Linked DNA regions of Mus musculus: region 1 is linked to region 2. Evidence: chromatin contacts called from ENCODE Hi-C or POLR2A ChIA-PET data. All regions are on one chromosome and are shown on one strand. Each heading gives the region's core, a stretch centred on a gene start or an enhancer-like site at or near the end of the contact. The rest is flanking DNA. Distances are from core to core; before and after follow the strand shown.

Region 1 (2,748 bases), core at 70-2,569, 65 kb before region 2:
ATAGACCTGCAGTCTAGGACACCAGGCTCCTTCCTCTCCTTCCTCTCTCTGGGCTAGTTACCTCGTCCATTAAACAGGAAGTCTGGAAAAAGGCTGGAGTTCAACTTTGTAAATTACGGCTCTCAAGATGGCAAGATGACAGATTTCTGTTCCCTCAGGCCTTTTACTTGGCGAAAATACTAAGTGCCAGCTATACACAGCCTTTCCCTTCGGGGGAGAAAACCTAACGTCCCGAGGGAATAAAAAGTCGGAGTTTGGCAGAAAATCAATGAAGAGAGCGGAGGACTACACTAAGCCAGGAGCGGGAGGCTGCCCTCACAGTGGCCAAATCCCGCGTCCAAAGTCAGCCAATATTTTCTCTGGCTTAGAGGGCTCTCAAAACGCACTTCCTCTGCAGGGCTTTGCCCAAACAACCCCCTTCCTCCTCTGAGTTCTACTATAAGCAAGTGAGAAGTGAGGGAGACCCCAACAAAGAGCAACCCCAAACTTCCATCCTTCCTTCTTCCTTTAGAGGCACAGGGCTACAAGGAAGTCAGGCGGCGCTTTTTTATAAGCTTCCACGGACGGACGCTACCCGTAGCCTAAGGGGACTGGTCAGATCTACAACTCAGGGCCACCGACGGGAATCTGGGCTGTGTTCTGGACCTTTCAAACGAGACACCGATGTAGCCTGATTCTAGTCTCTCTCCGCACAGGTGTACCACCCAGTGCTTTCCCGCCTTAATTTTATTTTATTTTATTTTATTTATTTATTTTTTTAACTGATCCTCAGCTGGATTCTCGTCTTTAGCGTCCTTCCTCCGAGATGCAGAACGTAGGGTCCTGGACCTTCCGAGGTCAGGCAGCGCCGGCTATGGCCTGCCTGCTCCCGCCTCGCGCCCGTCCCGCACTCACTTGGCCCCGGCAGCCTGAAAGAGTTCGGCCCACTGATCCGGGTGGAAGAAGCGCGCTGTGAACTGCGGTGCGAAGTCGGCGTAGCTGAAGCCGGGCGGGTAGTTTTCTGTCATGAAGCGCTGGTAGGCCGGCATCCGATCGCCCTGCCAGTGCCACCAGAACCATTCACTGCCCCAGGCGGGCACCGAGAACACCCCCCAGTGCACGAACACCCCGAACTTGGCCTCATCGAACCAGCTCGGCAGTGGCCGCGAGTCCAAGCTCTGCCAGTCCGGAGTGAAGCGGCGCGGAGCCAGGGCCACTGCCTGGGCCGCAGCCACTAGCAGCAGCAGCAGCAGCAGCAGCATCCCAGAGTCCACAGCCCACCACTCAAGTTCAGCTCCTACATCCTTGCTTCCGGGCCCGCACCGCCCCCCTCTTAACACGCAAGCGCCGGCGAGTAGCCCCGCCTCTCAGAGTAACGATTGGCTTGGAAGGAGAGGGGGTGGGGTCAGGCTTGCGGCTCTGGAGCGCCCTCTGGCATTGGAAGGGAGAAAGACTTAAGGCGGCGTTGCTGGTTCTGCTCTATTGAATTTAAATTCCGTAGACTCGCCTAAGGATTTAATTGCCGGATTCCCCGCAAGTGAGAAAGACCCAAGGTGTGGGGAAAACTGGGAGAAGTCCACGTTGTTGCACCAATCTTCAGGGGAAGGCTGAAGCCAGGTCGTTTTATTTAGTGACTATTTAGGAGCCGCGGGTTCTCTGTGCTATACCTCCAGCCAGCAGGTGGAGTTTAGCAGATTGGAGAGTTGCCGAAGAGATTGAGAAATAACAAGGTTAGAAGGAGCTTTATGCGGAGGGAGAGAAATGGCTGCTGAAAGATTAAGGGCAGACGTGGTTATTTTAGTCTATCTTTTGTCCGTTGAACTTAACAAGAACTCCGAGGAACTTAAACATTTTTTTAAAAAAAGATTTATTTACTTATTTTATGTATATGAGTACACCATCGCTCTCTTCAAACATACCAGAAGAGGGCATCAGATTCCATTACAGATGGTTGTGAGCCACCATGTGGTTGCTGGGAATTGAACTCAGGACCTCTGGAAAAGCAGTCTGTGCTCTTAACCACTAAGCCATCTCTCCAGCCCTAGACATTTTAATTTAATTTAGAATTGTAACTTAAATTTATTTTGAGGTAAGGGGGTCTCAACTAGCTCAGGCTGGCTTCGAACTTACAGCTACAGTAACTTTGCATTCCTGATCTTCCTGCTTGTACCTCAGGAGTGCTGGGATTACAGGTAGGGGATGGCACTGCCATTCCTGGTTTTAGGTAGTACTGACCTTTGAACCCAGAGATTTGCTCTTGCAGATGCAGCACTCTACTGACTGAGCTACACCTCAAAAACTTTGAGGGTCTCTCAGAGAGCTTAGTTAGCATCTAACTGAAGAAAACCTGACTCAGGAGTACAACACTTGCTTGGTACACCGGAAGGCCGGAGCTTCAGTCTGGCACCGCTAAACAAGCATGCCTGACCCACACACAGGGGACCACTGAGGCATGAGGGACCAGAAAAATTGAGAGCCAAGAGAACCCTCTTGCCCTGGGAAAATCTCTAAAACTCATATGGCCAGTCACCCAATTCCTCTACAGTCAGCACACGCCCAATGGTATATGGTGTGTGCCCATAACTTCAGGAAGTATGGGAGCCAGAAGTCACATGGTCCATATGGCACAAAGGTCTCCATGGTTGCAGAGATAACCACAGCATGTTAGAGCAATGAGAGGTTTTAATGGCCCTGGAGAGCATTGTTTTCCCCACCATTCCCAATTTACCGAGAAGGAAACCAAAGCAAGGTAAAGGGCGGGGGTTGATC
Region 2 (3,043 bases), core at 203-2,702:
AACAATCATCAAATATTCTAGCATTCTGAAAAGTATTGTATATTTGTTTTAAGGCAGGTCTCATTCTAGTCAAGTTGGTTTGGAACCCAATTTCCAGCATTAAGCATTCCCATCACATCCCCGCTTACGCTAAAATTGTTCAACAGGGTCAGCCATTAAAAATCTGAAATAAAACCATCACAGTATCTACATACTTCATACTTAAGTATTAAAACGACAAAATGGAAAAATTTTTAAGTCGTTAATTAACCACTTTTGTTTTATGCGTAATGACAAAGAGGATACAAAACTCCACAAAACAAGAAAAACCCAAAACCTCAGTTTTTCTTCGGAGTTTATTTTGTACGAACACGAAGAGTAATCCTGTGATAAAAATCTCTTCTGAAAAATTCCGAAGGCAATTCAAAGCAAAGGACAAGCTGTGAAAACAAAGCCCTTTACCAGGCGAGACTCGAACTCCCAGACCCGTCTTCTGAGTGCTGGGGCTACGCCCGGAGACAAGGCGGACTTTTATTAAAAGTACCGCCTCCGTTCACCCAAGTTAATCACGAAGGTCCCTAACGGGAGCGGTCTCTCCAGCACCTCGTTTTCAAAGAGATTTCCGCGAAAACACGTGGATCACTCCATTTAACCGAAAAATTGTTACACTCGCCCCAATCTCCACGACTCCTCTCCCCCACAGCAATCTCGAATCCACTCATCACCATCCACACAGATGGGGGAGATGGAGCTGCAAACCCTCCCCTCCGCTATCCCGTTATCCCACTCGCATCTTTTCCATCTTCTGACTTCGTAGCCCGAGCTGACCTCCGACTCGCGCCGATCCTCCCGCCTCGGCTTCCCCGAGTGCTGGCCTGGGCCGCCCCGCCTGGCAACCCTTTTCCCGTTTTCAACAACAAAAATCCCTTTCAGGCCGAGGGGGGCGTGCACCTCATGGAACGTGGACGTCGGATCCATGAGGGACACACACGTCCGGCCCGCCGGCTCGGCCCAGCCGCCGAGCACGCGGGGGAGGACGGGGCCCCCGAATGCCCGCCACGCGGCCCTCACGCCTGCTCGCTCGCCAGCGCTCGGCCCGGTGTCCGCCCTTGCTCCTGCAGGCCGGCGGCGCGGCCTAGAGCCGGCGCGGGCCCCGCCATCTTCGCCCCGCCCCTCCCCCGCGCCACGGCCGCCGCTCGCCGGGCGCCCGCGGCCTCCCTCCCCCGCGCAGTAGCTGCTCCGGTGCGCTCACCTGGTGTCGTCCGCCACGTTCCTGACGAACAGAGACGTGTTAGGGGGGCGCAGGTATCGGGACATGGTGGCGGCGGGACTCTGGGCCGGCGGCGCTAACGGGCTCGGGCAAACCGTCCGCAGCTCCGGCGGCGGCTCACATCCACTCACACCACACTCGCACAGACCCAGAGGGCTCCGCTACGGCAACTGCCTCTTCTCGCGAGACTTGGCTCCCGCCTCCAGGCCCCCTCCCACCTCCCGCCCCGCAGCACCGGCGGAGGGGGACAACGGCTTTTTCCCGCGAGATCTCTGGGCGTGCGCGCGCCGCCGGCCTGACGCGCGCACCGCGGCCTCGCTGCCGTTCATTGGCTCCAGGCGCGGGCTCCTCCCCTCCCCCTCTTTCTTTCTTTAGCGCTGCGCTTTCCCGCCCTTTCCCGCCCGGCCGAGCCCGCCATCCCTCCTCCTCTCGGCGAGCGCTCGGGTTAAACTACCATGACCGGGCTCGGGAGCCTCGGAGCCAGCTAGAGGCTGCTCCGGAATCCGCTGTTCGGAGTTGCGCCTGGGCTTCTTATCAGATCTCTGGCCAGAGAGAGGAACTTAGAGATTCTTTGTGGGGTTTGGGGGAGGGGCAGAGCTTTCGGCGTGCCGTGCGTGCAACTCTCTGCCTTTGCTGCACATCCGCGTCACCTAGGCACGCAATTCCCTCCCCGTGAGACCCGGGCCCTGCTGTCCTTGTCTCTGTTGCTCACATGCAAGGTGCCTGAACCCCTTTTCCAGCCTTGAAGAGGTGGTGTTTGTCTCTTTGTTGTTTTCTGGGGATCCAATCTAGGTCCTTGGATTTGCTAGCCAAGTTTCTTCCCACAGACCTGCCTGCACCCTAAGACAGACACTGCCCACTCACCCCGGCCCATCGTCCCCCTCTTGCTCCAGTCCCCCTCCAACTTTCAGTCCTCATCATGGGACTCCCCAGCTACAAAAAAACCTTGGCTAGCTGGTTTGCTTTTCTCCCTCTCCTTTTTTCTCCTCTCTTCTCCCTCCCCTCCCTCTCTCTAGCGCCTCCTCCCCTCTATTCCCCACGTTGAGGGAGCGGGCTCAGTGCTTTGTTACTAGTTCCCTCTTTGGCCTCCTAGGGCACCCATACACAAGTGGGCAATACACTTAGATTTTTATTATTGTTTTTGTGTGTGTGGTTTTTTGTTTGTTTGTTTGTTTGCTTGCTTTTCGAGACAGGGTTTCTCTGTACAGCCCTGGCTGTCCTGGAACTCACTTTGTAGACCAGGCTGGCCTCGAACTCAGAAATCCACCTGCCTGTGCCTCCCAAGTGCTGGGATCAAAGGCGTGCGCCACCACTGCCCAGCGCCCTGTTTTTAAATATGGCTTATATGCGTTAATATCTACGGAGTTCAAACTTATGAGTGAGAAGATGCACACATCACTTCCCTCACATACATCACACAGTCTCTGGTAAACATGAGGACTGCGGAGAGAATGAGAGTATGACCAAGAAGAAAAGCAAGAAGTCCAACACCCCTTGACCACCAGGCTTTTGGGCACGTTGTGCAATTTACCAAACAGCAGCTCTGCCAAAGGAGTGGTGTGAAGGAGGCTGTACCGAAGGCCTTCAGGAAAGTACTGCCCGCTGGGAATGCGTCTTCAGTATTTTGTTTGAATCTTTGCTTTATTGCAAGATGGTATAATTGATTTAAATTATAATTTGGTCATCTGGGTGGGGGAATAAGTTGCTGCAAATCTTTTTGTTCGAAAGCGACTAGAGAGGTGGCTCAGCGGTTAAGAGCACGCGCTGCTCTTCCAGAGCACGGACCTGAGTTCA

The links. Hi-C counts contacts between places; a loop is a spot of excess contacts on that map. ChIA-PET counts read pairs that join two places held with the same protein, here RNA polymerase II (POLR2A).
Region 1: POLR2A ChIA-PET joins it to region 2 with 10 read pairs in embryonic stem cell. The contact joins the promoter of Fuca1 here to the promoter of Srsf10 in region 2. A Hi-C loop is called at or near these places in 1 of 37 maps with a recorded cell type or tissue (regulatory T cell). POLR2A ChIA-PET finds 5 or more read pairs at or near these places in 2 of 5 experiments (both embryonic stem cell).

Annotation. Positions count from the first base shown.
Region 1 is chr4:135,919,297-135,922,044 of GRCm38, reverse strand. It overlaps Fuca1 (fucosidase, alpha-L- 1, tissue), which reads right to left and starts at 1,319. Exons shown (of 8, transcript NM_024243.4): 1 at 895-1,319. The coding sequence starts at 1,241. Cnr2 (cannabinoid receptor 2 (macrophage)) reads right to left here. Exons shown (of 2, transcript NM_009924.4): 2 at 1,826-2,748.
Region 2 is chr4:135,854,480-135,857,522 of GRCm38, reverse strand. It overlaps Srsf10 (serine and arginine-rich splicing factor 10), which reads right to left and starts at 1,452. Exons shown (of 6, transcript NM_001080387.2): 1 at 1,232-1,452. The coding sequence starts at 1,296.